Regions from separate parts of the Mus musculus genome. Here regions 1 and 3 are each linked to region 2. A link is a loop called in an ENCODE intact Hi-C map of the cell type or tissue named here. Cell type or tissue: heart. All regions are shown on one strand. Each heading gives the region's core, and the rest is flanking DNA. Links, peaks and the distances in the headings are about the cores only. Region 1 overlaps Cacna1d (calcium channel, voltage-dependent, L type, alpha 1D subunit). Region 2 holds the start of Mir3076 (microRNA 3076). Region 3 overlaps Dcp1a (decapping mRNA 1A).

Evidence for each region. A loop is a pair of places that touch in the nucleus more often than their neighbours do. Peaks named below come from ENCODE experiments on the same cell type or tissue, not always from the same donor. Only the 100,000 strongest peaks of a DNase experiment are listed, where the experiment ranks them.
Region 1: it touches region 2 in a loop (12-fold over the local background); 8 of 42 quality-filtered maps call a loop at or near these places.
Region 3: a loop joins it to region 2, with 2.4 times the contacts of the local background. A loop is called at or near these places in 5 of 42 quality-filtered maps.

Annotation. Positions count from the first base shown.
Region 1 is chr14:30,131,550-30,141,777 of GRCm38, forward strand. All of the region lies in intron 9 of Cacna1d (calcium channel, voltage-dependent, L type, alpha 1D subunit), which reads right to left. Among named protein-coding and RNA genes, the nearest start is that of Gm52106, 64 kb to the left of the region's middle. In heart, for the core only: a CTCF peak has its summit at 5,612 (motif pointing right); a DNase peak (open chromatin) is centred at 5,612; H3K27ac peaks cover 573 bases.
Region 2 is chr14:30,568,149-30,578,376 of GRCm38, forward strand. It overlaps Tkt (transketolase), which reads left to right. Exons shown (of 14, transcript NM_009388.6): 7 at 16-209; 8 at 827-991; 9 at 1,808-1,964; 10 at 2,055-2,185; 11 at 2,815-2,898; 12 at 3,004-3,097; 13 at 4,060-4,182; 14 at 5,189-6,576. The coding sequence ends at 5,364. It overlaps Mir3076 (microRNA 3076), which reads left to right and starts at 4,001; the gene lies at 4,001-4,060. In heart, for the core only: no CTCF peak of the experiment used is centred there; DNase peaks (open chromatin) are centred at 4,303 and 6,253; H3K27ac peaks cover 679 bases.
Region 3 is chr14:30,517,627-30,527,854 of GRCm38, forward strand. It overlaps Dcp1a (decapping mRNA 1A), which reads left to right. Exons shown (of 10, transcript NM_133761.3): 7 at 1,293-2,051; 8 at 3,964-4,029; 9 at 5,102-5,320; 10 at 5,600-9,430. The coding sequence ends at 5,680. Among named protein-coding and RNA genes, the nearest start is that of Tkt, 26 kb to the right of the region's middle. In heart, for the core only: no CTCF peak of the experiment used is centred there; no DNase peak of the experiment used is centred there.

The DNA.
Region 1 (10,228 bases), core at 882-8,881, 440 kb before region 2:
CAGAAGCAGAGGCCAAATGAACACCAACTGATTACACTCCTGGGACTCTCCTGTTCCTTTTCCTTGAATTCAAAGCAACCAACTACAAACCTCCATTCACTTTGGAACCCATGGTGGGGGGAGGGGGCGGGACACAGGGAAAGAAACAAATTAGGAAGTCTCATCATCTGACACAGGAATATCCTTCAGCAAGTACTCCATTAAGACCCATGCACTCGCGTACACACACACACACACACACACACACACACACACACACAGCCCCCTTCTCCTGTCTGTTCTATGCTCCCATCTGTAAGACTAGGCTGTAATATCATTGTAGCAGCTTGTTGCAAGTTGCCCCTTGTACTGACAGGTGCGGAAGACCACACTGGAAACTCTTTTCAGATCCCACCAGGAGTCCCTCTCTTTGTGACCTGGGATAGCTGCTGGTTTCTGAGGCTGAGGTAGCATAACATGTGCTGTGCATTTGGGGGAATCTCCAGGCCCTGATCTGCCCCACTCTTCATGAGAACATCTGCCTCTCTTTGAACTTCAATTTCCTAGTGATAAAATGGCAGTGTGAACCACACATTCAGGGCCATTTCTGTCCATATTAAGTGCCCCCACAATTCTCTTATTTGTCATATTGAAACATTACTAGTTTTCAAAGGTAAACTTCTGAACAGAAGAAGTCTTGTGGCTTTTGCACTCTGGAGGTCTCATGCATGCCATCGTCAGTGCAGGATGTGGCTCTTCATCCCTATAGCTTCATTTTACAATCTGATGGGGGCAGGTAGGTGACGGCCGGCCTGTGACCAAGGGGCCACATCACTCTGCATCTCTGGATCTATGCTAATTATTAGTGAGCCACTCTTACTGAGTGCTTAGAGTGCCACTCTTAGCTGCTTCCCAAGGCTGTGCAGGCAGAAAGGCAGGAAACAAACCCCACACTGTGAATGGCAACCAACACTGGGAACTGTGGAGCCCTGAGGCCAGGCTACACAGAGGATGAGGAGGCCTCCCTGCCTCAGACTCTCCCACTCATCCTCTGGGGTGGTAGGACAGTACCAGAGAGTATCATGTGCTTATCAGTCCTAAATCTAACTCCCACTTGTGGCCTGGCTTCTCTCTGCCTCCATGTCTTCATCTATATGGTTAAGAGCATCTGCCTCAGGGCTGTAGACACACTGGGTGTCAGTCAGGACTGAACAGGCTGTAGGCACACTGGGTGTCAGTCAGGACTGAACAGGATGAGGCACACTGGGTGTCAGTCCTGGCTCCAGGTCATGGGCAAGGTGTCCAAGCACAGACCCTGCCAATGGTATCAGAAAAACTCTCCGGAGGATCTCTGAAAGCAAAGCACTCCAATTTGTGGTCATTTTGCCCAGGCCCCTCTCGTTGCTGTCCAGGAGCATCTAGTGTGAACAGCCAACTATACTTCTGAGTTAGTGTGGGCTACCACTCTGTGTATTTTTTTTTTTTTGACTTAAGAGGAGTTACTGTCTAATTTAGCATGTTGTAGGGACAGCAACCCTGCAGTCACCATCATTTACAGGGTCCCCAGGAGTGTGGTGTCTATTCCAGAATGATGTCATCAGGGCTCTGGAAGGGAGAGGATGAAGACATTGTGTGCTTGAACCTTGATCAGGTCCCTCAGTTTGAGCAAGGGGCCGAAGCTCTGCAGAGCTGGGTAGCCCGGTGTTCAGCTCCACCCACCCCCTGCAGAGGTCTGGCTGGGGTAGGGCTGTGGGCCTGGCTGGGGCGGGGCTGTGGGCCCAGCTTCCACATTAAGCATTTTATCCTCCATGGCTACACACCGCACATTTACTTTCATGCTAGTGACTGAGTAGAGCCTCCTTCCTGCACTTAGCCCTCAAAGGTTCTCATCTACACTTTAAAAACGACCAAGACAGAAGAATCCATCAGTGTTGGAAGAGGCTCCTGGAAGTACACAGCAAAGGACGTGAGTGCCCAGATGACCAAGCAGCTGGCTTGCCACAGGGGTAGTCAGCTCACTCCCATCCCACTCAGGATGCACCCCTGTGTGGCACACCATACCCACAGTTTCAGTAGAGATGCTTAAGTAGGCTGATATACCACAGGGTTGGAACAAGCTTAAATGCTACTGAGTATTCCCATGTCTACACACTACACCCAGCAGACAAGCCCAGTTCCTGGAGATAGTAACAAGCTGTACTGGTGACTATTGCAACTCTATAAAAGTCAAAGCAGGAAGGATTACAAAAATTCATGTGATAAACCCGGGGACAGGTGCATTTCTCCTAAGGCCTCCATGGCATCTTATGGAGTAACTACCCTTCTTTCCCCAGCAGGAGTCAGTGCTGGGGCTTTGCTAGGGTTTAGGCAGACCTCTCAGAACCTCCTGCTGTTTGCAGATGCCAGTCACCCCCTACAGGAACACACTAGGGCCATCTGCATAGGGAGGAGTTACAAGTCTGTTTCTACTTCAGGTGTTGGACCTCTGGGGAGAGCACTAGAAGCTGGGGGGCGGGGAGGAGCTGGGAGGAACCTGGGTGCCGCTGCAGGTAGGGGGATGTTGGAAAGCTGCCTAGCTCATCCTTGGTGGCATAGACAGCCTAGGCGAGGCGCTACCTGGAGCCACTCCCTGAGGAGGCAGGTCACTGTTTTTTTCTTTAACATGGAGGAGTACCAGGCCTGGCTTCCACTCTGAACTATACTTCACAAAATAACCAAATGATGGACATTTCTCAAGCTAGCACAATACCTAGTATCCTTAACCAACGCACAGATATTTCCTCATCAACTTTCACTCTATAAACTACGTGTTTCACAACCATACTTGTCAGCTGTACAAATTCAGAGGCAGGCATACACAAATGCATTTGCACACACATATGCGCACGTACACACACACACATGAGTCTATGCAACTGGGCAGCACCTCGGAGTGGCATATACCAATTCACCAGGTCATTTCTTTCAGTGAGGTCAAAGACTCAGAGGAGCAGTCGGGGAGCCTGGCCTCATCATCGCATAACTAGGGCATGCGTTTGTTGTGTCTGTGTTACCTGAGCCGCAGGCCAGTATCTCCTCCAAGATCCAGTTACCTTTGACCAGCTCTCAGGAGGAACAGAAACACCCATAGCTGTCTGGTTTCACTACTGGCCCTTGAGGACTGAAGTCTCCCGACATTTTCCCAGCCCTTCAAGGAGACCAGGACCTGAGCAGCACTGGGAAGCCACTGCCCACCACCCACTCAGGAGTTAGGAGCCCTGCGGCCTGCCCAGAAGAACCTGAATCCAAGTCCTCTCCGGGCCTAATATCCAGGAGATAGAACACAGCATTTGAGCGGCTCCTCAAGAGCCTAAGTCAGCCCCAGGAGCCCCCTGACCCTCCAGCCACAGCAGCCCGGAAGAAGGCTTTTCAATACGCCACACTGAGCTCTTCTGCAGTCCTTCTGAAAGCTGTCACGACAGCAGCTGCTTGCATAGATGTCCTGGGACTCTGAGTGGCTTGCTTTTAAAATTATTTTACCTTCTGAAAAATGTTTGTATCTATGTTAAGTGTAAACGTAAGCCACACGCATGCAGGTGGCCAGAAGAGGGCATTAGATGCCCTGGAGCCGGAGTTACAGGTGCCTGTGACCTATACAGTGCTGGTGCCCCACACTAAACTTCCCACCCCTGTAAGAGCAGTGTGTGCACTCAGCTTATCACAGAGCCTTATATCTCCCCTTCTCAGCACAAGCTCTCGCCCACACTTGGGGATTTCTTTTAGTACTTCCTGATGCTGCTAAGCTTCCCAAGGGATGGGGGCAAGAGGTAAGGCTGGATAACGCATCAGTGGCAGGACTGTGCTCCTTCCCCAGGAACAGGGGTCTGACCCCAAGCTCTTCTGTCCTTGCATCATTTTCATGGCAAGCATGAGCAGCGTCGTGCTGTGACAACACGGCTAAACCCCAAAGTCCCAGGTGGCCCCTGAAGGCACCGCTACATGCTTGTGCTAATGCGTGTTGCTCACACAGAGCGAGGGATTTCTATGACGCAGCCACATTCACCTTGGGAAATGTGGGTCAAGGTCAGACTGAGGCCTCCAGGTCTGAATCAAGACCTGGAGTTGTGCCCAGAAAAACTACTCTCTTTGTTAGAGAAAGAGAAAGGTGGTACTGTGGGAAAGGTGGCACAGCAACCGAGGTTCCTGCCCCACCATCGCCAGCAGAGTCGGTCTGTGTTCCCAGCAATAGAACGGCCATTCCTCACTCCAGGAAGCCAGCTTCCTCAAAGAGATAAGATGGCTTCCTCTCTCTCACATCGTCAAACCACCCCAGAGGCCACGCTGCTACTGAGGTGAGTGGCCCCCAGGAGGGGTTACCTCTCTTGACAGAGGCCCCAAGGCACTCATCAGCATGTTGTAAATACTAAACCCAAGCAGGTCGGCTTCATCCTTGGCCTATATTGGTGTGCAAGCTTTACAGAGTTCTTCCTTCTCGAGCTTTTAGGGCCCTGTGAGCCAAATGCTTTCCATCTGACTATCCCCTGATGCCTTTCCTCTTCAGGCCTTCTGAGGAGGCTAGGATTCTAACACAGACAACCCCACTTAACCTCTGAGCTCAGCATTCTCACACTGCAACAAAACCATGCCGTGTATCTCTCTTCTGGGTGAGCGGCTGGCGCGCAGCTGGCTATCTGCCTCTGCAGTCCATGTCTTCTCAAAGATTTTTTCCTCTTTCTGACTGGGGTCCATCTTGGTGTCAGCACTAAGCTGTCCATGCCAAGGTATCCAAGCAAAGCGTGCACTGCCTCCCAGCTACAGCAGTGACCCACAGACAGCTGGGCAAGCTGTTCTTGGTATACACATCTCTATGTTAATGATCCTGGATGCTTTGTCAAGTGGTTGGGGACGGGGTAAGGGTGCGGTCAACAGTATTTAGGACAAAACTTTATATTTAACTTTATACTTCCCAAATAAGGCTATTCTCATTGAAGAGAACTGAGTGCCCCCAGATGGCTTTTGTTCTGTTTTTGGTTGGTTTTTTTTTTTGGGGGGGGGCTACCTCCCTTACTCTTGAAGCTGAGATTACTAGCTTTAGCATGGCCTTGGGTAAATGAGCCAGCGACGCCCAAGAAGCAATTTGAAACATGTAGCCTGGAAAAAAAAATCAGCCAAATAACATTATTGGAATTTCTAAACAGTTTAAACTTAAAAGCATCATTCAAGGAAAAGCATTTCCAAGCGTGTCTTCCAGGCTAAGAATATTCACACTGAATCAAACGAGCTCCCTCAGTTGGCTCAGAGGCTTCTTCATAGGCACAGTGCAAACGGAAAGGTGCCATCTCAGTGATGCCACACGTTTGAGGGAAAAGGCCAAAAGACCAAGCATGACCAAGCATCAGAGAAACCAAGCGATTAAAACATAGGCACTTTCCACACAGCGCATGCAGCTCACGCAATGCCTATGCACAGGGAGAGGAAACCAGAAACGTCAGGCAAGGAGCCTCCACAGAGCAAGAACACCTCAGCAAGTTACCGTGATCTTTAGCCCTGCGTTGTCGAAAGCAGCAAAACTTCCTTTTCTTCTTATCCTCTCTTAGCAGATCAGCCACCGTGACCCCTTCAGGTTGAACACAGGCAATTCCATTACCAGACAGTAGAGGGCAGCAAGAGCAATACAAACAGGGCAGCCTAGCAGGCAGGCAGGCAGGCAAGCAGGCGGGCAGAAAGGGCAGCAACAGCTGGTCCAGTGTGGAACAGCGGAGGCCTGAGGCATGTCGGCATGTCTCCAATCCACTTTTGCCACCCACTCCTCCTAGCTAGGAATCTATAGCTCAGGATCTGAAGGGTTGAGGGCATTTGTCAACCTGTCCCAGAGAACCTATTCTGAATGCGCAATCTACTATCTAGTTTGTGACACAGGTCTCCTATGTTTGTCCTTGCATCTAAGAAAGTGCTTAAGGAAAGTGCCCTTCAGGGAGTCAGAGGCTCTGGGTATGAATTGGGAGTGTGATGCCAATCAGGACTGGTCTCTGGGGCAGGGCAGGTGGCAGTGAAGAAGGTGGGCTCTGGACTCTGACAACTGTACCTCCCACTGCTGTATGAACATGGATTGGTTACCTAGTGTTGCTTACTCGTGAGATATTAGCAAGGACTGGGCCATTGCTAATGAGTTGCTGGAGAAGAAGTAAATGAGAACCAAGGTAAGAGAAGCGATGTGCTTCACTCCAGCGACACATGACCACCCATAACTGTTAGCATCCTTGTTACTAAAGCCCCTAATGGTCATCGGGTCACAAGGGAGACAGTCACAGACTCTCTGACATCTAGCAGTGCTGCATTTCTGAACTCGTGCCAAGCCATCCAGCTAACCTCTAAAGTAGAGTCTACATGTGCATGCTCAGAAATGGGAGTGCACAGGCAGTATAGGGGGCCATATTGGGGCCTGCAAAAGCATAGGAACACGGGCCTACACCTTAGTGGGACTACTGCATTTCTACAAAGGGCATGCTCTCTCCACACTGCAAGTTCCCCCTCCCCAACCTAACCCTGAAGAACATGGCACAAATGTTCCAATACCCATGAGTTGGAACATAGCCCATGAACAAAGCTGTGTGAGATCTCTGAGACCTTGTGAGAAAACTCTAAGTAACTAAGACAAGAGGTCTTATAACCTCGGTGCAACAGGATGTGGGTTGTTTTTGGAATGCGCTTATGTCCCCTTCCTGGGTGTAGTAGTGAATAGGAGTGAGCTCACTTCAGACTATTCATTACAACTGGCTATTGTTACTTGTTTACTCCTCCAAGGAAAAGCATGGTTTTGCCATGTGTGTCTTGTCCTCCTGACTGTACACTTTTCTCAGGTGACTCTTGTTAACCCCCAGAGTATAAACTGTCTGATGCTCTGAATAAAGCTGGCTATTGCATGGGACTTTACTCCACCTTGTTTTTTTAGGCCCCACTCTCCCAGGTTCACGCTGCTACCCTGAGCGCCAACAGTGGTGGGTTCCAACTCCAGTGCAGCGCTTCACGACTGCGCAGCCTCGGGAGGCTATGTAAGGCTGGCACACTCTGATTTCCTCATCCATCAAGTTCCTGTCTCATAGAGCAGTGTGAAGAATAAGAACTCATGTGCCCATAGCCCCAGGAACAGCATCTGATACACACGAAATGCCAGATAAATGCTAATTGCCGCCCCATGACCTTTGAGTAAATAAATACCAGACTGCTTAAGCTTGTGATGAAAGCCACACGGCATGTGCTGATTTAATCGTCCCAGGGGAGAGCAGGCCAGGGCAGATGACAGTGGGCACTGCATCCAACCTCTGACCCCAGGGCTGGCCCTCCCATCAGTCTCCCCAGTCATAGCACTGCCAGCTGCTCCTCCAGAGAGGGTAGGTGACCTGGACTCATATTTATCGTGAGCCACCTACCTACTGCTGCTGTTTCTTCTATGGTTTTTGGTAGAATATTTTCATTTCTAAACTTCTTTGGGATACTTTGTGATTAAAAAGCTGTCTTATAAATTAAAAGAAAAAAAAGAAATGTGATTTTCTTTTTCTTTTCTTTTCTTTTTTTTTTTTTTTTGTTTGTTTTATTTGAGATAGAATTTTACACATCCTGGAGCCTGGTCTCCAAGGGTAACCTTGAACTTTGTATCACACTGTCTCTTCTTCTCCAGTGCTGAGATTATGGCATACCATGTCCAGTTTATAAGGAGCTGGGGACCAAACACAAGGCTTTGTGCATGTCAGGCAAGCACTTTACCAACTGAGCTGCATTCCTCAAATACAGTCTTTCAAAACAAGGTCAGCAAAGCACCATGGTGTTTATTTACAAACAGCTATGCCACCTGTGACTCTCTGCTGACCCCTGAAACAAACCAATGCAGGAAACCAAACAGACAAACAAAAATCAGGTAGCACTGGCCAGGCAGGCAGCCAGGGTGACCTTCTGCACTGAGGCCCATGGTAGAAGAAGCAATGAGAGGTGGGTGGGCAGTGGCCACCACTCTGGGACCAACAAGGAAGCAGGCTACAGTCAGGTACTCTTGTGGGCAATGGGGGCAGCAGGTACCCGCTCCTCCTTTCTTTGGGTATCAATTATTACTACTTAGAGGAATTACTGGTCCCTAAGAGTCCCCACAATAAGGCTGCCCTGATTCATTTGGTCAGAATTTTAGAATGGGCTCCCTTTTAAAATGGTTTCATTATTTTAAAATTTTTTTAAAAAAATTAACCATGACAATGAGAAGAGATTAAAATAGAATTTTAGGCTTCCAGATTTTAATAGCCCTAGAATAACACCATTGTTCATGAAGAAGCAGCTGTAAGTGTCCAAAAAAAAAATCACACACACACACACACACACACACACACACATGCCCCACAGACTTGGCAGGGTTTCTTAAAGAAATTTGAAGCTCAGCAAAAAGTTAAATAAATTATCCTTGAAAATTCCCCAAATGCTCAGGAGCTACCTTCTGAGATAATTTTGTCTATTCAATTAATTGTGGCGCAGCAGCTTTCTAATAGCAAGTTTACACTGTGGATATCTTAAATAGCCCAAGAATGCTCACAGGAGACTTCCCTGTCATCAGCATCAGATACCTAGGATAGGGCCCTCCAGACAATTCTTAGACCCATGAGAGATTCAGCCACTGACACAGGTCAAGACTCAGAGATTCCTAACTAGGGCTCCCTGGGACTAACTCCCAGGAGCACACAAAGAGAGGTCCCCTGCCATCTGCTTAAACAACTAGGACCTCTGAGCCAGGGAGTGAAAGAGATGAGACCCTCAGGTAGATTGTAAAGTACAGTCAGGGTTGGACACTCAGCCATGACTTGTAGACCAGAGATCAGAAAATCGGAGCACTTCCCAGAGTGCCTGACTTCAATCGGCTCCCTGACAGCAAGCCCAAGAACCCAGAAGTGGAGCTCCACAAAGCCTCCCTTGCAAGTTCACTCTTGCACTCCAGCATTGCTGGGACCTCCTGGCCTCTAAGAGTAGCCCGTTGGTCTGTCAATACAGCAACAGCTTCAGAGACTGGTCATCTCATAGTCATGTTCTTTATAGAAAGTGACAGGACACAGGTGAGGCCAACCTCACATAAACAGTGATCCTGTTAGGACCATCAGAAGACACCAAGTCCAGGAAAAACCATGCTTCATAGCACAGGTCATTTATGAAAACAAAAACCTCTACCTCGATGGACAGTAGCGACCCAAGAGGCTGAGTACAGTCTAGATCTCACGGTGGAGCAACAAGGACATGACAAGCCAATGGCATGCAAGGGGCCATCTGAGTGACACCTTAAAAGCAGGAAAGAAGGTGCCCGGCTGAGAACAGGAGACCATCCTTTCTCCAGATTATACGCGGCACACTGTCTTAGGCTTCTGAGGGTGAAGCGGGGCTTCCACGGGTCAATGCTGCAAATGAAGAAAAGGCTGGATAATGCTCTGAACTGGCTAGTTTTTGTCAACTTGACACAAGCTGGAGTCACCAGGGAAGAGACAGACTCAGCTGAGGAATCGCCTCCATCAGTGACAGACTCAGCTGAGGAATCGCCTCCATCAGTCTGGCCGATAGGCAAGTCTTTGGGGGACATTTTCTTGATTGGTGAGGAAGGGTCCTGCCCACAGTGGACAGTACTATCATCCCTGGACAGTGGTCCTGGGGTCTATTAGAAAACAAACTGAGCAAATCAGGAGGAAGGAGCAACCATATTCCCCATGTCCTTGGCTTCACTTACTGCCTCTAGGTTCCTACCTTATGTTCCTCTGCTCTGACGTCCCTCTTGCATGGACTATAAGCAGTCAGCTGAAATAAATCTCTTCTGACCTGCCCACTGTGGCTCACTCTGCCTTCGAACCCACTGTGCTCAACCCAACAGAGTCCCGGAACATGGCCTTTGCTCACTCATGGTAGTCTCAGTATGGAAGCTTTCTCCTCAAACTCAACTGCTCTTCCACAGACACCAACCTTCCAGACCACGCCATATGGCCCCACCCATCCTAGCTCTTCACCACAGCTCCTGGGGTATCCACTGTCCTTTGTGGGATCTCAAGCGCTGGCTGTAGTCATTTGTGAATGTAGCTAAGGAGGAAGCAACCCTGACTCTCAAGGGCTCTGTTCAGCAAGAGCTTACTCAATATCTTCTACACGGTAGGCGAGCCTTGGTTTCCCAGGCCTTTCGAGGGACATTGTTCTTGAAACGTGTTCTCCATCTTTGCTATCAACTATTCCAGAATGGAAACTAAATGGAAGCATCGTA
Region 2 (10,228 bases), core at 1,439-9,438:
TCTCCTGTCCTACAGGGATTGAAGACAAGGAGGCGTGGCACGGGAAGCCCCTCCCCAAAAACATGGCCGAGCAGATTATCCAGGAGATTTACAGCCAGGTTCAGAGCAAAAAGAAGATCCTGGCCACGCCCCCTCAGGAGGATGCCCCATCCGTGGACATTGCTAACATCCGAATGCCTACGCCACCCAGCTACAAAGTGGGGGACAAGGTACCTGGATGGCTCTTTTGTGAATGGACTGGAACCGGGGTGGGCCTACTTGCTTCCTTGGCTTCCCACGGTCTTCGCCAAGATGTGCCTTCTGGGGGCTGTGAGGATGAGTGTGGCCTAAGAGCTCGGGCTCCTTGTCTGCTCCCTGATGGGGGAGTTATGAAGCCTGTAGAGGCTCAGAGAGGCCAGGGGACTTACCTAAGGCTGCACAGTAAGCTTCTAGTTGAAATGATTGTAGAGATCAGGACTTTTTCATAGTCTGGCAAAAGCTAGGCAAAGCTGTCTTGATCGAGGTTTTTCATTGCATAAACCCATCCATGCAGCCTACAGCTGAGCCTTCTGGCTCTTGGGCCCTTGTGCTCCTGTGTGTGTGCAGTTCCTGGCCTCGTTTTCTGTTTCTCTCTTTGTGTTGTTGTTTTTCAGTTCCCTGACGCCTTAAGTTCAGCATGCTCTTGCCTTCGCCTCCCTAGTGCTAGAGTTACAAGCGTGCACTACTCCTGGGTTCCCATTTTTCTCATCCTTCGGAAGCTTCAAAACCCCATAGAGTCAGACAAGACTCTAGACCCCATCCTCGCACATGCCTCAGTGGTCCTCAGAGCCTTTGCTCCTGCCCACAGATAGCCACCCGGAAGGCCTATGGACTGGCCCTCGCTAAGCTGGGCCACGCCAGTGACCGTATCATTGCCCTGGATGGAGACACCAAGAATTCCACCTTCTCGGAGCTCTTCAAAAAGGAGCACCCAGACCGGTTCATTGAGTGCTACATTGCCGAGCAAAACATGGTGGGTGCCTGGGTAGGGTGAAGGACACACAGCCACAGCTGCAGGGCTATCCTGACAGGTAGCAGCAGGCGGAAGCCCTCTTTCTCCCTCGGGCAGCCGTATTGACAGTGCTGAGTGACAGCCGTGGGTCAGCTGAAAGAAAACCACAGAGTAACTAGAACCCACATTGACCTTTGACCTTGGGTAGCCAATTTTGGGGATGATTATTCCCAAGGGAGGAGCTTGTATATAGGACAGATAATGGAGGTAAAGGGGACCTGCTGGTCTATAGAGCCTTTAAAAAAAGGGAGGAGGAGGCTCCTATGTAGCCCAGGACACCCTAGATTTCAGTATGTAGCTAAGGCTAGTTTGAATTCCCGATCCTCCTATGCCCCAAGTTGCTGGGATTATAGATTGCAACCATCCTGGTGTCAAAGGAAACTTGTTGATTTTTGGTCTTTTTTTTTTTTTTTTTTTTTTTTTTTGTTTGGTTTTTCCGAGACAGGGTTTCTCTGTATAGCCCTGGCTGTCCTGGAACTCACTTTGTAGACCAGGCTGGCCTCGAACTCAGAAATCCGCGCCTGCCTCTGCCTCCAGAGTGCTGGGATTAAAGGCGTGCGCCACCATGCCCAGGAAACTGAGTTTAAGAGTTTTGAAATAATCATTTCAAGTCAAAGGAGTTTGGGGCTGGGAAACAGATGACAGAGCCACGGGTACCCAGGCAACTCTCGAGGGTTAGCATACTAGGATCGCAGCCTCTTCTGCCTCCCACATGTGGCCTCGGGAGGGTTCTGGGCTCCCTGTTCTTCAGGGCTAATCTGGCCCTCCTGCCCTCAGGTGAGCATTGCCGTGGGCTGTGCCACACGTGACCGGACAGTGCCCTTCTGCAGTACTTTCGCGGCCTTCTTCACACGGGCCTTCGACCAGATTCGCATGGCCGCCATCTCTGAGAGCAACATCAACCTCTGTGGCTCCCACTGTGGTGTGTCCATTGGTGAGTTCAGACCTGTTGCTAAGCACCAGTGCGTGTGGGAGGGCACGCTGGAAGCTGGAGCCAATCATCAGCCTCTTTTCAATACTCCAGGGGAAGACGGGCCCTCTCAGATGGCCCTCGAAGACCTGGCCATGTTCCGGTCAGTCCCCATGTCCACCGTCTTTTACCCAAGCGATGGAGTTGCAACAGAGAAGGCAGTGGAGTTAGCAGCCAACACAAAGGTTAGTCGTGTGGCTGTTCTTTTGGAAGCTAGCTCTTCCACAGAGGCAGAAGAGGAGGCCAGCGCAAGGTAGAGCTGGTCACTTGCTGCCTAGGGAGGCATTTCCTGGCCATGTCCCTCGTGTGTGTATACCTTAAAGAAACAAGACTGAGAAAATCAAAGCATACCATTCGTCATGCATCATGGCAGACACTGCCAGCTGATGGGCACTCTGCCAGCTTGACCACTGGTGTTTGCCTTCCTTGGGTTGAAGGACAGTAACCCGAGTCTCTGGTCCAGGACAATAACTGACTTGCCTCAGACTGGCATACAGAGTTTCCCGTGTCCCACCCGAGAGCCGGGGCCAGCCTTACCGAGGCATTCTGGGGAGTAGCCCCACTGAGAAGCCAAGCCAGTTTACCTTTTAGAAGTTGCTTCCAGTCTGAGATTAGCCAGGCTGTGGGTGCTTCTTCTCCTGTGTTCAGAGGTACCAGCTACAGGGAACCAGCCCCATCTCTTTGCCATAGCGCCAGGACACAATGACTGTGCCCAGGTTATAATTGACTGACTAAATGAGGCTTGTATCTAGGAAGGGTGGCCCTCTAGAAGACCAAGCTGTCGTGTTTCTCAGTTTATCTGTTCCAATCCCAGGGCATTTGCTTCATCCGGACCAGCCGCCCAGAGAATGCCATTATTTATAGCAACAATGAGGATTTCCAGGTCGGCCAAGCCAAGGTCAGTGCCCTTCGTGTATGAGAACCCGAGGGAGCCACCCACCCTGCTGCTGCTTCTACTCTCAGACCCTGCTCTGGCCCCTCACTGTCCCCATGTCACCCGCAGGTGGTCCTGAAGAGCAAGGATGACCAAGTGACAGTGATCGGGGCTGGTGTAACTCTGCATGAGGCCTTGGCTGCTGCAGAGAGTCTAAAGAAAGGTAAGAAGAAAGGGACCAGGGAGGTCACAGGCTGGTCACACAGAATCTCTAGTTAAGTCATGATGACAATAACTGAAGCCACCCTTTGAGCCATTACGCCATGTCCATGCTATGTTCTAGGACTGGTGACTATCCTCACCTATGATCCCTTTGTATCAGATCGGAGGCCATGGAGCCTGCCAGGAAAACTGAAGTCACAGCTCAGCCGGTCACTAGTTAAATGACTTATTCACCGTCTTTGTGTCTCCGATTCCCCACGTGTAAACTGGCACTTAGCCTTTATGACTGTCCCAAGGCCTTAGGTGTGCCTTGGCATTCATACTGTTATTATTACTATAAGTATAATGTTGTTAGCTAGTGATACCGTAGGGACAGAGCGTCAGCCTCGTCCTCTCAGTGAGATCGCCAGACACGTCACATCTCAAGCTTGTGAGCACCAGGAAGCAAAAGGTGGTCCCTTGGTTGGGTGACCTGAGTGGCCTGTGCAATGTGGGGGTGAACAGGACTGAGGCTGTAGCAAGCTGGGCCTGAGAGGTCAAGAAAGCTCCACCCAGACAGGGTGTCTAGGCAGCTGGGTGTGGTGAGGTGGCTTTTATTCTGAGAAAGTCACTCTGGCTACAGCTCTTCTCCCCACTATCCCAAAAACCTTTATGTTAGATCAGATATCTGAAGTCTTCCTTTTATCTTCAAAGGCATAGGAGGATAAGAGCCCCATAGTCTGCTCTAACAGTCGGTCCACAGGGCACCCAGCTGACCACTATCTCTCCCAAACAGGAGAGAATAGGGAGAAGAGCTATTCTCAATGGTGAGAGTAAGTGGACAGACAGCTAGCCACCAAAGAGTAGTTCTTCTTAGGCCCAAGACGCCCCATTCGGGATAAGGGGCCATTGGAGTTCTGTTCTAACACAGGGGAAGCTCAGTGCCAGCCTTTCTCTTAGCCGCACTCTGGTCTTCCCTTGCAGATAAGATCAGCATCCGGGTGCTGGATCCCTTCACTATCAAGCCCCTGGACAGGAAACTCATCCTAGACTCTGCCCGAGCAACCAAAGGCAGGATCCTCACCGTGGAGGACCACTACTACGAAGGTAACTGGGGCTGCACCAGCCTGGCGAGGGAAGGCCAGAGAGAGCAGTAGGGGAGGCAAGAGGTAGACACCACTTTAAGTTCCTCTGAGGACAGTCCGCCTTTGCCACTCACGGCCTGGCAGGGGCTCGGGGAGTAGAGCCAGCCGGCAAATGGGTTAGCTGGATCCCTATACCAAAGCCTAAAGCCTCAGAAGAGGCCAGGTCTCAGCTATACTGATGAAGGCTCTGGGTTTTCTGGCCACAGCTGAACTCCTGGGCCTCGTATCAAGGAGGTAAGATGGCTGGACAGGAACAAACAGGAAAGACAGTACCGAGTGTCTTCTTGAGTCCTCTATAAGTGCATGCCTGTTCTTACAGGAGCCTCTGAGGAGAGACGAGCTGAGACTCTAAGGTCAAATGCACAACTTGTGGGAGTCAAGCTGACCCCCAGCTGTACCATATGTGTGCACACACATACTAGATAAAGAAGTGTTTAAAGTATTAACTCAAGGAGCAGGGAAGACCCGGCAGTCACATAGCCTTCGAAAGCATCTATAGGTCCCCAGTGTCCTCTCCTGGCCTCTGAGGGCGTGGAGCAAGCATGTGGCTCACAGACATGCAGGAAAAACACTCGGTACACGTTTAAAAACAATTTTTTTTTAATTACATAAAGCTAAATGTTGAGGCTAAATCCCAGGACTCAGAAGGTGAAGACAGGTGAATCTCTGAATTCAAGACCACCTTGAGCTACATAGGGAGTTCTAGGCCAGTCAAAGCTACAAACAAATAGATGTAGGGCTCTGATGGTAGAGTCCTTGCCTTGTGTGCATGAAGCCCTAGGTTCAATCCCCAGCACTGTGTAAAATCAGGCAAGTGGCAAAGAAAAAGTGACAAAAAGAAAGTGCACATCTGGACTTAGAATAAATCATGGGAACCCTGGTGGATTAGTGATGTCTGCTCCGGCAAGGGCTGTGTCTTTGTCATCTCTGGCTCAGGACTAAGACCTCTCTGACTTTCCTCTGCACAGGTGGCATAGGAGAGGCAGTGTCTGCTGCCGTAGTGGGTGAACCTGGAGTGACGGTCACTCGCCTGGCTGTCAGCCAAGTACCACGAAGTGGCAAGCCAGCTGAGCTACTGAAGATGTTCGGTATTGACAAGGACGCCATTGTGCAAGCTGTGAAAGGCCTTGTCACCAAGGGCTAGGGAGGGCATGGGATGCTGGGTGGGTGAACTACACATTCCAGGGAGGTTCTGGCAGAGGTGGCGAAGGTGTACTGAGTGGGGAGGTAAATATATGTTTTGAGAAAAAAATTAATCCTCAGACTCTTTTTTTTTTCCTGTGATATAAACATATCCAGTGCCAGTATGAGAAGGAGACTGGGGAGAGAGGGAGAGAGCTGGCTCTCTAGGCTTGGGGTCAGGATCTAGGTGTCCCCTGGATCTAGGTGTCCCCTGGAATCCCCTTCTCCAGTTCAGCCTCTGCAAAGCCACAACTGCTCCCACCAAGTCATAACTGGGGACACTCATTGCAGCCTGCCTTTTAGCCAAACTAGGATCCAGCCCCTTCCTTTGCCAGTGTACCCTAAATGACACCATGGAGTTCCCTCCTGCCTTATAAAACCTTCCTGGGCCCTCCATAGCTGCACCATGGCCCCCAAGGTCCCACAACTCCTCCTTTTATGGGTGGTCACTGCTGTTTCCTAGGAATTCCGCAGTGCCCTTAGGGAGGATGGGGCCCATTTGTTGAGCTATGTGCATGTTTGCCCTTTGTCGACAAACTGCTCAGCTAGCGAGTTGCCTGGCCCGATCCTTCCATGCCAGGGAACTGTATGGTACCAACTCCAGAAACAGCAGAGCAGGTAGGTTGTCTCAGGGAGATGACAGAGACTCCTCAGTGGGTGATCTTAGGGCACACCCTGGGAGGCCTTGAGCTCCGCATGTCAGGAACTCTCCTTCACTGAGAAAAGAAGGCAAGCCATCTCCCTGTCAGGACAATTGAGGAACTTCTCAGCCACGAGTTTTGAGTCTGGACATAACTACAATATGTTATGTAGTTCTGAACAAAAACAGTAAAGCTTGGGTGCTTGGTCACCACCTGGTGGCCATTTATGGTACTACAGTGCTAAGCACACCCCTACAGAGGAATCTGAGGAAGGAGACTAGGGATGGTGTTTTCTGAACTCTGTAAAGCTCACAGCAGGTGGAGGTGACAGTGACATTACTGAACTTTGTATGCATTTTACTTAATCCTTACTACAAGAAACCACTTTAGAAGGCATTCCACTTGGCTGAGTGCTAAGGATTGGTCTATGTATTGCAATGCTAAATTCTGTACCCAAAAGTCTACAGGCTTTTATTGTGCAAACCTTCTTCCTTAATTTAAAACTATTGTTTAAATAAAATGGCTACAGTCAATTACTGGAGGATTAGAGGTAGGTGGGATTGGGAGTTGAGGTGGTGGGGGGAATGGACCTTGAGCACATGGCCAAGAGAAACTGGCAAGTGTCTGGGGCACACGGCTGGGGAGGTAGCCAGGCCAGCAGTTAGGAAAGTAGATTAGGGGTTACCCCCCAGTAATGGTCAAATAAAATAACCATTCATTTATAACCTACACGGAGATGAGCTTAAGTTGGCTTAACTACAGCCCAGTATGCAGAGTAAAGGACTGCACCTCGGGTTTTTGTGGCTACCATTTTTGTCCTTGTGGCCTCCTTAAAGGGGATGCTATGTAGTCAACCATATGTAAAAGTCCTTGTCCTGTAGGACGATGGAAGGTGCCTGCAGCTTAGTGCCCTTTGTGTCAGCAAAACTGCTGTTCTCCCTAGAGGTTATAGGCTCATGAAAAGATGTTTCCAGAAGAAAATGGGACAAGTACTCCCAACCGTAGCACCGGAGAGGGTCTGCTGCACCCACCTGCTGCTGCTTGTCTGTGGGCCCAGGGATGTGCAAGGCTGAGTGAGGGGTGAGGGATAAGAACTAGAAATGCCAGTGCCTGAGCTGGTGCGGTGCTCTGAGGATTTCACAGGTGCCTGGGCCAGGCAGCAGAATTGTACATAGATGGCTTCAAGGAGCCTGTATGAGGTTCCTAACATGGCAAGAGGTAGGGGTCTGGGGAACATGTGACTTCCAGAGCAGAGATGGGGAAGGTGGCTTCTCTCACCTTCAGGCTCTCCACGGCCTGCACTCTCTTGAGGAGATGGTTAAAGCTTAAGCAGGCAGCCAGATAGATGCCTGGGGAGTAAACGGGCAGAGGTGCTCCTGAGGCACAGTCACCTAAACTCACTCAGTCTACAACATCAAACACCTGGCATTTAGGGAGCCAGGAACTCTGAGGAGTAGGTGAAGCTGCTGTGGGTTTGGTTTGGTTTGGTTTGGTTTGGTTTGGTTTGGTTTGGTTTGGTTTGGTCTGGGGTTTTAGTGAGAAGCCTTCTAGAGTGTGCTGGAATCCCAAATGCCTAGGCCTCAGGAACCTGAGGAAGCCTTTACTTCTTCCTCAGCCCTTGGGACGGTGAGAAGACCGCCATGAGCACCTGAGGCTTCCTTGTAGCTCCTGGGCCTGGTCAGGGCCAAGGCTCAAGGCTGCACAAAGGTAGGACTTTCCCTGGGCCAGCGAGAGCCTCCTGTAGCCGGCTGAAGCAAGCAAGGTCTCCTGTCACTCACACCACGTGGGCACTGGGACATGGTAACAGGAAGAAAGTGCCTTGCTCATTTCTCAGTCTTCAGCTGCATAGGTGGCAGGGCTGGGGAGCCTCGCAAACCTTCCAGATCACAACTGTAAAGGAGCAGCTCTCTCCAGTCCTGCCTCCAGTCCTGCCTCCATCCTCCTGCACTGTGGAGGAAGAGTCCTCTCCCCAGCCTCCTGTGCCTCATCCGTTGAATGGGAATAAAGGCAGCTCCCTTGGGCTGCCGGGAGGATGAACTATGATACATTCCACAATACCATCAGTACACTGTCCGGTAAGGGCTCAGAGATGTTGCTTTTCAGAGCAGTTCATTCAGGGCAAGCAAGTAGCCTTTAGCACCAGGTTTCCGGTGACTACAGACATGGGGCTGCCTACAGTTAACAGTGAGTCAGGCCCAGAACTCAGGAAGCTGCCCGGCATACTTAGCTGTTAGACTTTAAGATGACTGTTATTAACATTGCCCTGTCAAGTTTACTGAGATCCATGCTGTACAGTTCACCCTTTCAAAATAAAAGTCAATGGTGTTTTAGTAGACTCACCAAGCTGTGCGACATATTATCACCCCTGAAGAGGGAACATGCGCCTTTTATCCACCATCCCCCTGGCTGCCATCCACATTTCTGGCTCCAAGGCTGGGGTGACATCCATCCTCACCTCTCCCAAGCACCCCTTCCTTCCTGGGTGTGTGCACGTGGGAGGAATCTGGACCTCTGCCCCTCGAGTCCTCCCTTTGAGAGTGGGAAAAGGTGAAAGCCATAGCGGTCTCTGGATGAGAATCCCGAAATCAAGCCCCTCGGGCAGGGGGCTGGGATTTATTGACATGTGGATTTGCAGTATTAGTCACAGAAAATAAGTTAAGTATAAAATACAGGCAGGAGTGTTAGCCACAATGCCAGGGACTCCGGTGGAGTCAGCTTAACAGATGAAAGTCTGAAAGCTTTCTCATGAGAAAAAAGTTTCAAGGAAACTTTCTCCCGGATCTTTGGCTATTTCCCTAACCCATAAAATTAATTTTCCAAATCCACTTTAGTCTAGTGTATGGATCCACGTGCACTCTATATAGCTTTACCTTATAGTAAATGCCTTTTAAGATTGTATTCTAACATAGCTAAAGCCTTTTCCCAGTGTTCTTAGACTCCAGATAGCAGCAAGGAGCTTTACCCATTCAGTAAACAATTAAGCACTTGCCATTTTACTCAGCAGTTTACAGATAGAGACTAAAATTCTCACTGAGATAGAAATTCTTATTACAGACTACATTCCATGCCAAGAGCAAATTAGTATACTATACTGAAATTAGACAGTCTTCAGATATTGATAAGAATTAACGAGGCCTAGAGAATTTTGGGGTCAGTGACACTACATTATTCTTGAGGCGTGTCAAGAGTTAACTACCCTGAGGCAATTAACTCTAAGTGTAAAACTCTTGCCTGGCAGAAAGTGCTAATCTCTAATGTAAACATTTATCTGGTCCCTACAAATTCCCTTTGTAGTCACTCCCCTTGCTTCTGTGCTTATCTCTGGTGGTGATATACATTTATCTGGTTCCTTTTGAAGTCACTCCTTTTGCACCTGGAATAATTCAATGTGCCTTGTTCTGCAATTTATTCTGTATTATAAAAGTCTGATGCTCGACTGGTAAATTACATTCAGATCCAACACCACTCGTGTGTCTGGCTGTTTGTCCCATCCTAATCTCTGCCCATCTACTCTAGAGACTCTTTCCTACGCAGGCAGAAGGGACCAGAGGGCCTGCGGCACCACAAGGTTTCTCCAGCCCACGTGGTGGCTCAGTAGACGCCCTCAAGCCAGGCTTCTTGACCCTCTGTATGGTGCAGAAACAGGAACTCACCCACAGGCATCTGAGTGCCGATTGGAGGAGGCCCTGCAGCACGGACATAGGCTAAGTCGTCACTGCCTTGGGGTGCATGAGCCCTTTGGTCCAATTGACAAGGCAGGAAAACTTTGTCCCAGGAGCTGTCCCTCAAGAGCCCAAGCCTGACACAGGAGAGAGACATTCCCAGCCCCCTGGACTGGGACTAACAATGTCCGGAAGTACAGAGGAGTCCAAAGCTATAGGAATGTCTTGTCTTGGGCTCCAGCTGCATAGTAAAACACAACGGAGGGGTTGGAGAGATGGCTCAGTTAAGGGCACTGGCAGCTCTTAAAGAGAACCTGGGCTCAATTTCCCAGAACCCACATGGAAGTCCACCATTGCATGTAACTCCAGCTCCAGGAGATCTGACGCCTTCACACAGACACACATATACCAATGCACATGAAAGAAAGAAAAGAGAGAGAGAGAAGGAAGGGAAGGAAAGGAAGGAAGGAAAAGAGAAAGAGAGAGAGAAAGAAAGAAAGAAAGAAAGAAAGAAAGAAAGAAA
Region 3 (10,228 bases), core at 1,365-9,364, 51 kb before region 2:
TTCAGCATAAAGAATAGGTTTGGTTTTTGGCTTTTGGTTTTTTTTTAAACTACTGGGCATTCAGTAATCAGGAAGCTGAACCAGAATTGTTGAAGCTTCAAGGCCAGCCTGGCTTCATAGTAGAGCTGTGAAATAATTGTCACAGTTACATTTGTGATTATATTTTTTTATGTTTACAGTTATGTAAATTTTCCAGTTAGTACTTGAGAATAGTGGGATCTGGAGAATGTAAGACTATGAGGGAATGAGCCTTGTGAATTGATAGGATACTATTGTTGTTACTCCTGTAATTTATAAAGGGATTTGGATGTAGACTCACTGTAGGAGGATCTCTCTGAGTTTAAGGCCAATCCAGTCTACATAGTTCCAGGACAGCCCAAGCAGTGTGGAAAGACCTTGTCTCATAATACCAAACACACACACACACACACACACACACACACACACACACACGCGCGCGCGCGCGCGCTCCAGGTTCAGAATCTCACTCTAAATATAAGGCCATAGCAAAAAGGGATAAAAAATATATTCTTTATGCATGTGCATATGCTAGGTAAGAGTTCTACCACTAAACCACTTCCCCAACTTCTTTTTTTTATTATTATTAAAGTTTTATTTACTTAATTTATATGAGTACACTGTCGCTGTCTTCAGACATACCAAAGAGGGCATCAGATTCCATTACAGATGGCTGTGAGCCACCATGTGGTTGCTGGGAATTGAGCTCAGGACCTCTAGAAGAGCAGCCAGTGCTCTTAACTAAGCTGAGCCATCGCTCCAGCTCCCACACACACAAACACACCTCTAAATTCAGTGTAAATGTCTTCCTTTTTCCTCAGGATTCTGTAATTTGAGGGTGTAGGGGAGTCATGACTGAGTACTGAGTGGTTAAAGTTGCCTTAGGTGTTTAGGATCTGCAGTGCAGTGCTAACGTTCTATCAAGAACAATAAAAGTGAGCCACTTAGAGTTTGGTCCTCTCGCACTGGCATCATTTGCCAGTGTGTTACTAATGTGGACACTCGGTGTGGGTAACTTTGTTGTGTATAGCCCCAACCTTAGCCACATTCACCAGGGGAAACAGAGTAAATGCTAAAACTGTTCTCCGTACGGAACTTTGTCACTCTACAGACTTTGCTAGAAGGTGGTCTGAGCCCTGCTGCACCTCAGGTTGCTCCAGGCTGTTTTCATCCGCTGTCCTTGCTTCTCCATATGTGCACATGATGGAAAAGAATCCTAGTTACATTGGTTTCTGCGCCTCTCTTTGATTTTGTCACTTGCTTTTGTTTTTCAGTCTGCTCCGTCTGGTCATAAACATCTGACAGTAGAAGAGTTATTTGGAACCTCCTTGCCAAAGGAACAACCAACAGCTATGGGTCTAGAGTCAGAGGACACAGACAAGCTGCTGGGAGATGCATCACAGAAAGAGCCCAGCTCATTCCTCCCATTTCCCTTTGAGCAGTCAGGGGGAGCCCCTCAGTCTGAAAACCTGGGTATCCATTCTGCCGCTCACCACACAGTTCAGCCTGAAGTCAGCACCCCAGTGCTGATCACTCCCGCCTCCATTGCACAGTCGGGTGACAAACATCCCCCAAGCTACACACTCCCACTGAGCCCTGTCCTCAGCCCCACTCTGCCAGCTGAAGCTCCTACCACACAAGTTCCCCACTTACCTCGGAATAGCACCATGATACAAGCAGTAAAGACCACACCCAGGCAGAAATCTCCACTCCTGAACCAGCCAGTCCCTGAGCTAAGCCACAGCAGTCTGGTTGCTAGCCAGAGCCCCTTCAGAGCCCCGGTGAGCCTAGCAAACCCAGCTGGCACAGCCCTCCCAAGCGTTGATCTGCTTCAGAAACTCAGGTTGACCCCACAGCATGACCAAATACAAGCACAGCCGCTTGGAAAAGGAACCATGGCGCCCAGCTTTTCTTCGGCAGCTGGCCAACTGGCCACCCCTGAGAGCTTCATAGAGCCTTCTTCTAAGACAGCAGCAGCAAGAGCAGCAGTCTCAGCCTCCCTGAGCAACATGGTGCTTGCTCCAACCCTCCAGGTAAGACAGGAGCAGGAGGGCATAGAGAAACAAGACTACAGAGGCCTCAGCTTTAAGTGACATGAGACTTTGTGTGTGTGTGTGTGTGTGTGTGTGTGTGTGTGTGTGTGTGTGTGTGTGTGTGTGTGTATTTTGTGCAGCAGCCATACCCAACTAAAGATGATGTGTGTGTCTGTCTTGTCTGTCTATCTGTCTGTCTCCATGGTCTATAACTAAATTTGCTCTGTGGGGTGAGGGGGCCCTGTCTGTCTATCTGTGGTCTGTAACTGATCTTGGCATGTAGACTTGTACGCAGGTGTATATGCATGCGTGGGTTTCCAGGTTCTGTAGTAACTCAGATTTGCTGTGTAAACAGACCTGGAGGAATTTGCATTGGAAGGTGACTACATTGTAGTTAAGGAGTGTGAGTTATATTTCAGACCTTAGGAAGGCATTGAAAGGTTCTGAACGAAGAGTGACTTGTTGGTAATGTCAGAAACAGGAATCTGGCCACCTGTTCCAGGACAAGCTGTCAATCACTTTGCCTGAGCAGTAGGGGCCTGGGTTGAGCACTGTGGACAAGGAGATTTTTAAAGTATCCGGTCAGGGAGGCTTCGTGGTCGATTGGTAGAGAGGGTAAAGGAGAGGTTTGCCCTTCAATAGCAAGTTTACCAGGGAGAAAACGAGCAGAGTGTGATGATCACATGGCCACAGCTGGAAGGGAGTGGGGTGTGCTGCTCTGTGACTGCTGCCTGCCTGTCAGTATTTGGGTCTGACACAAGAAGGAAGGAATGATGTGCGCGCGGGCAGGGCCTGTGCTGTGTGTAGGTGTCACGGGCCAGGAGTGCTCTCGCTCCTCTTCCTTTGCTCTGATGGACTGACTGCAGGAAGAAACATATGAAGGGAGTTTGTTTGGGTTTCTGGTTGTGAGGGAAAGGGTTGCCCCACCTCTCAGTTGATCTGGAAGCTCAGGTAATGATCTGCACCTGCCTTCTCCATACTCAGCACTAGAAGACAGTGACGCTCCTGCATGCTGCTTGGCAGAAACCACTTACATATGTGTAAATACTCATTTACATGGCAATAGCTAATTTTAAGATCTTCTTGCCTGATATAGTGGCAAATGCCTTTAGTCTCAGTAGGCAATCTGTGATTTCAAGTCTAGCCTGGTCTACATAGCAAGCTCCAGGCTAGCCAGGACTATCCTTTCTCAAAACAAAAAAACCCTGGTCTGCATGGAGTTGTCTTGTGTTTACTGGGCAGCATTAATTCTTTCCCAAAGACCATGAGCATTCACACCTATAAAAACATAGTGAAGAAAGCTGAGGCAGAGGGGTCTCAAGTTAGAGACCAGCCTGAACAACCCAGGTCTCAAAACCAAACAACAAAAGGACCTTCTCTGTCTCTTACAGTATACTTAGGATGAAGGCTGTTTAGTGCCACTAACCAGACTCAGAGAACCTTTGAAGAGCTTGGGGCTGCGGACATAGTAGTCGAGCCACTTGCCTGTTTTATGCGAGGTCCTGAGTTCAGCTTTCAGTGCTGCAGGAGCAAATTCTTAATCATTTATATTGTACACATTCTGCTTGTGTATGATAGCTGCTTGAGAGGACTGAGGCAGGAAGAGTGCAAATTCAAGGAACCCTTAACCTCTATACAGAAACAAATCCCAGGACTGAGGATAGGGCTCACTAGTAGAGTTGACCCTGAGTTCAGTCGCTGTCACACTTTTCTTAGAGTCACCTGGCAGGTTCTGTCCACACATGCTCTCAAGAACCTCCACAGGAGCTGCTGCTGTCCGAGGCTCATTCACTGGGAGCATTACCAACAAGTTCCTCTCGGCTCTGAACCATTCCTTGATATTGCTCTGTCACATGCAACTAACTGAAGCTTGCTCTATCTCTTTCTCTGTTTTCCCCATTAAACATTTCAGTCTATGCAGCAAAACCAGGATCCTGAAGTATTTTCCCAGCCTAAGGTGTTACCCAGTGCCATCCCGGTAAGGATGCCCCCACCCCAAATTGTGTGTACCTGTGTGGAGGCCAGAGCTGGAACTGAGTGTCCACTTTATATATTAAATAGTCAGGGTCTCTGCTTGAGCCAAGCCAACTTACAGTCTCTACCCCCCTGTGCCTGGGCCACCATACCCATCCAGATGTCCTCACAAGACAACATAGTGCAGATGTAGCAGGCACTCAACCCACTTAGCCATTTCCCTAGCCCAGGGGGCCCCCCACCCCCAGAGATCACATTGAACACTTTTGGGTTCTATTGTTGTAAGATGGGTTCTTACTACCTCAGTGAAAAGCTGTAACATTCCAGCTCTGTCCTGTCTCAGATGCCCCTTCTGGGACAGAGTTGCTCTGCTTCTCGGCAAAATTCCTTGCTGTGGCTTAAGACCTTATGTTAACTCTGTATAGATGTCTTCTTGACTGTATAGAGGGTGTCAGGCACTGGGTGGGCCATGTGGATCATTTGTAAGTGGGTAGGTGCTGGGGCCTGTATCAACCTGGTCTCTCTAAGTAAGAGGTACTCCTTGACCTAGAAAGTGAAGAGTCCCAGGAGACAGGCACTGTCCTGCCACAATCCCTCACTTCTGATAGCAGAGCTCCTGAGCCTGCATACTTCACTCCTTCTTTCTCAAGCATCCGCCTTGTTATCCACCACTCCCCTTCATGCACCAACCTTGACAGACACAGTTCTCCATGGCACTTGCTCACCTGCTTATGAGCCTGTACCCCTCTCCTGGATTTTCAGAGGTTAGCCTTCTGTCTGCTTTAGGTTAGCCTGTCCTGTTGTGTGGCCATCAGTAGAAGTAACTAGCCCAGTTTTATACCAAAAAGCAAGCTAAGAGGGCTGGAGGGCTGGCTCTGTGGCTGCTGAGCGGCACCGATGCTCTTGCTTGGGGATCCAACACCCTCTTCTGGCTTCTATGGGTACCACACACACACACCATGGGCATACATGCTACCAAACCACCCATACACATAAAATAAAATCTTAAGGGAAGGGGGCAGGGTAAGCTAAGTGTCTCAGATAACAAAAGTGACTATTATTCTGTGTCCCGGCAGATTGCAGGCTCTCCATTGGTTCCTGCAACCACCACAGCAGTATCTTCAGTCCTGCTGTCCCCCAGTGTGTTCCAGCAAACGGTTCCCAGGGCCGCAGACCTAGAGAGGAAAGCCAGCTCCCCCTCTCCCCTCACTGTTGGGACAGCAGAGAGTCAGAGAAAGCCTTCCATTATCCTCAGCAAGTCTCAGCTCCAGGACACACTGATACACCTAATAAAGGTATGCAGGGTGTCAGCTTTGTCTTTAACTTTGTATCTTAACAAGGCTTAGTGTATATTGGTGCAAGTTCAGAAACCTGCCTTGGCAGTAGCCTCTTTCCCCAGGCATAGCCTCCTGGTGGAATAATGGCTGTAAACCTGGACTGTCATTGTAACTGCCTCTGGGGGCAGGTTACTTGGGGAATTAGTTCCCCCAATCAGTTCTGTGTTTTCCTAAGGGGTTAGCATGGGGTGAGTTCTGAGGAAGTAACAGGCAATGTTTCCTTGCCTTCTCTTCCAGAATGACTCCAGCTTCCTCAGTACGCTTCATGCAGTTTACTTGCAGGTTCTGACCAAGAACAAAGACAACCACAACCTATGACTGCAGTGAAGGCAATGTGAAGGGAGAGGGTCCGCCTCAAGACACGCAGGCTTCCTCATGGAACAGCTAAGCAGAGCATGGAGCTTGAGGAGCCTGAGAGCCTTGTCCGTAAGGATGTTTCCTAGAGACGTTCTCAGTGATGATGGAGGTTTCACTGTGCAGCATCACCAGCAAACCTTTGTTTGACAAAACAACAAGAGACCATTGTGTTGAGTGACGTGGGTGTTTTCATCAGCTACAAGCCAGTGGGTGGAATGAGGAGCCTGACTGCCGGCTTGCTTTCCAGGCCTCGGGAGGAGCCACCAGCCTTGCAGCAGAGCTCAGTGGAGCCCACGCCCTCCCTCCTCTACTCCTAGAAGAACTTAATGTCAGCTCACAGAGTAGCTTCAGGTTTTAAGGATCAGAATTTAAGTTGACTCTTTGGAAGGTATTTGTTCAAGTGAAGTATATTTTCTATGAGCACCCCGCTTGGGCCTTAAGACTTCTGGGATGTCTTTGTGTTCCGGTAAGTGTCCCTGGTCCTGCCCTGTGCAAACTCCGGTGAAGCACAGCTCTTGGGATAGGCCGGCTGGGCTCTGATGGAGGAGGCTTCACACCCTTGAAGCAGAGGCCGGGGCCACACAGATCCAGATCCTACCAGAAGGCTCCATTTTAGTGAACTCTCAGCAGTTTAAGTGTCAAGTTTGTGTGTGAAGCGCAGCCTTACTTTCCTTTTCTGTCTAAACACAGTTCAAGTTATTGTTGATTGTTTTCCTTAACACTTTGGCAAAAGGACCAGTGGACCATTCTGACAAAGCCATTCTGGTTCCATTCCTCAAATGTGCTGAGCAGTTTAAAGCTATGCAGAAAGGGAGCTGTGCTCACACTGCCTGCCTTCCTTCCTTCCTTAGTTGTAGACTCTGGAGTCAGAAAGCAAGTGTGAGACCTAGCACCTCACAGTATATCCTAGGCTGCGAGCTCTCTGGCCGCAGTCAGAACTGTAAAGATGCTTTGTGATGCTGCTATTGATCTGCCATGGTTTCTATTTATGCTTTTATGGCATGTAATGGTGTTTGGTAATATTTTAATGTAGAATTTGATTATTTCAGCAATAGTAATTTTGAGATATTCTTTGAATGAAAAGTGTCTTCGTTTCTATGATACAGGTCATTTTCTAGTATTTAACCAATTAATGCACTGCTTACTTTTCTGAGCACTATTTAATGATGGGTAAGAACCCAGTTGGCTCAACCAGCTAGCGTAAGGATTCGCTGTGAATAATGCTGACAGACGCAGCGGTCCCGCCGGGACAGTTGCTTAAGCTTTAATGGGAACTCAATCAAAGGCTCATCGATTCATTCTTTCTAGCTGAAGTTTTAGAAAATTACTTATTAATTACTTCTTTTACTTTGGTCTTAGTTTTTTAGCCTAAAGAACATTTTGATTGGCTTGTGCTGATCTCACCATGCTTCCTGGACAATGTTTCTGCTTCTAAGTTGAGTGTCTTCTCTTGTCTACCTAGTTATGTGTGAAGTGTGCAGAATTCAGGGAAGCTTAGACTTTTTCATACTAAGTTAGGGATAGTTTCATGATAGTGTGTAAATATAGCAACCAAAAATTAATTGTTCACGTGTCATCTAAGCAAGGTAAACTCATAGTGAGGTGATGAATGTTGCTGACAGTAGGAGGTGGTGGTCAGGGAGCCACAGGGCTGTTCTCATAAAGTGAACGTGCCTGTCGGCTTGATCACCCCCAAGTGTGGTCTCAGTGGACATCAGTAAACAGATGATTGAAAGCGTCTTCTCCATAGGTATGAATCTCACTGATGCTTTTGAGTGTGTGTAGTGTTATGTGAGGGTGAAGAGTGGGTACCCTAAAGAGCGTCTGCAGTCAGACCTGACACTTTCACACTTTAATCCTAGGAATGACTGTGATAAGCAGGAGAACCTCCGAGAAGGAAGGCTTCCTCAGTGTAGATACAAACTTCTGGGTGCCGAAGGGATGGAGACTTGAAGTGGGTAAACCTGTTTCAGCTCTGAGATTTATATGCTCCAAGCATTTACTTAAAATTCAGAAGCCAGAAGTTCCAGATCATGACTTCTAGGAAGCTAGGCCAGAATGAGTCCCCAGATAGCTGGGCCAAGCCTGACCATAGGTGCGGTTGGATGAGTCTGGCCTGAGAGTCAGCGCTGTTGCCTTATTCCTCATTCAGGCATATTGTCCAGACCCGCTGCTAGCTAGCCTAGCTTGCATGTTTACAGTGTCTTCTGGAACCTTAGTGTGACTGAAAGAGACGTTGGAGATACTTCTTGCTAAGTTGGCAGAATCCAGAAGACCTTATCAGGCCATTTGGTCCATCTGTATACACACCCCACCCCCTCACCCCAGTGGTCAAAGGGTCTGGGAAGAGCAGCCCAGAGTTTGTCATGCAGCGTTGTCTGGGTGTCACCGATGAGTGACACTGCTCTTTTTGTTGTAGTTAACATTATGTCTTTGAATGGGTGAACACCCCAGCTGATCCCCCAGTCCCTCTCAGGCTGCCTTGTTCCCTGTTGTTACCTCTCTGGGGCCCCGCTTGATCTACTTGACTTTGAGTGCTAAATCTCAAGTGGCCATCAGTATCAGGAAAGGCATACCCTGCAGGCTCCGTCCGGACTGTCCACAGCTAGCCCTGGACAGTGATGTTCATTCCAAACCCGTCAAGGCCTTAGCCCAGGCTTGGCTTAGATACCTAGGACCAGAGTTTGCATATGCAAACATTGGTTATATCTGTGGCCTGGATCTTCTTGTGGGAATTAATTATAAATGCCATTGAATCCACTAGTAAATAATCTTTGTAAACCATGCAGCTTTATTGCTCTCTTCCCCCAAAGAATGTCGTTTGAAATTTTCTCATTTCAGTAGTAGAGGCCGTAACTGCCATTGTAACACTGATAATGCAACATGAAACTCAAGGTGCCTACCTGCTCATACAGCGGAGTCGGCCATCATACTGCAACTCAGAGGGAAGAGAAGGAAGGGCACGGGCACAGGAGGACCCTGCGAGTCAGGCACTGAGGGGTCACAGCCTGCGTCGTCCTGTGTCCTCGTGGCACACCTACTGAGGACCATGTGTCTCTTCCTGCCTGACTTTGTTGTTCTTCAGTACCAGCATTGCCCGCCCTGTTCAAGAATCCAGAATGCTCCGGTCTGAGCAGAGCACCTTACAGTGGGCTTTGAAGGCCACTCACGAGGAGAGTTTCCATGAGGACCAGGGCCTCCAGGAGCCTGTGGGGTTTAGGTTTGGGGTTGTTTTGTTGTTTTTTTATTTCAAGTTTCAGCAGGAGAGATGTGCAATGTTTCAATAGGATTCCGATTTGACTTCACTCTTTCAAACGCTGCAATGCAATACAGATCACTTTGAAGTGGGGAAAAATGCAAAGTTGTGTTTCCCTTTTATCTGTGAATCTTTAAGACACGTGTTGTTGCTGTACGTGCTGAGTGGTCTTATTCTCTACTGCTTCGGCGTGGGGCTCCCATGACGTCATTGCACCGGGCTCTCAGCCCTTCCGGGGAGGCAAGAAGCCCCGCGCCACCTCGAGCGAAGCTTTTGTTCCGTGAGCGCAGTACCACCTCATTAACCTTTTTAGTGGTGTGGATTTTATACCATCTGTGTATGTTTGCAAATATTAAGTTATTACATGTTTCAAAATGAGCATTTTTCATCCTAAATTTTATATGTTTGCAAATATATTTTTTTAATAAAATTTCAAAACCAAGTTTTAGCACCTACTAAAAATTCTAATTGTGTTTTTTATTTAATCTGTAGAAATGGGAACTCTCAAATAAGGTGTACCTTGCCAGAGCCCTGTGCTGCTCAGGTGGAGTAAGGGCAGGGAACAAACCAGCCAACATCAAGACAACCTACATACCTGTTTTAGGCTTATGTTTCTCCAGAAAACAGCTGTTTTCTGAAGCCAGAGAAGCCAGACAGGCACACATGTTTATATGGGGCTGGGCTCTGTGGTTAAATTCTTGGTGCACAATCATAAGGACCTAAGTGCAGACCCTCAGCACCTGCCTTTTGTTCTGTTTGTCGCCAGGTTTGAAGGCATGCCTCTGTACCCCAGTGCTGGGAAGCCGCTGACTAGCCAGTTTAGACTACACACAGCTCCAGGTTCAGAGAGAGACCCTATCCCAAACAAAGTGGAAAAGTGATTTCGGAAGACAACTGCTGGCTTCCACACATGCCTACAGGCGTACATACGCAGGCGGATACCACGTGGGCAAAGGTGTGTGTAAGGAAGAGGTTTAGTGTGTCAGGTGACCACATTACAGCAATTGCAGGTTAAGATCGAAGTTGGCTTTCTTTATAACTGGAATCCTGCAATATTTAATGTTTCCTTTTTAAGTTCACCCCAGGGCTTTGTGTATTCTAAACATGCCCTAGCACTGAGCTACTCTGCAGGCACGGCGGCACACACACATGATGGCTCCCAGCACTGGGCAGGTTGAGCGTGAGATTTATGGATGAGACCTGTCTCAGGAGAGCAGAGGCAGGACGAGACCCTGAATCCAAATGGACCAGCC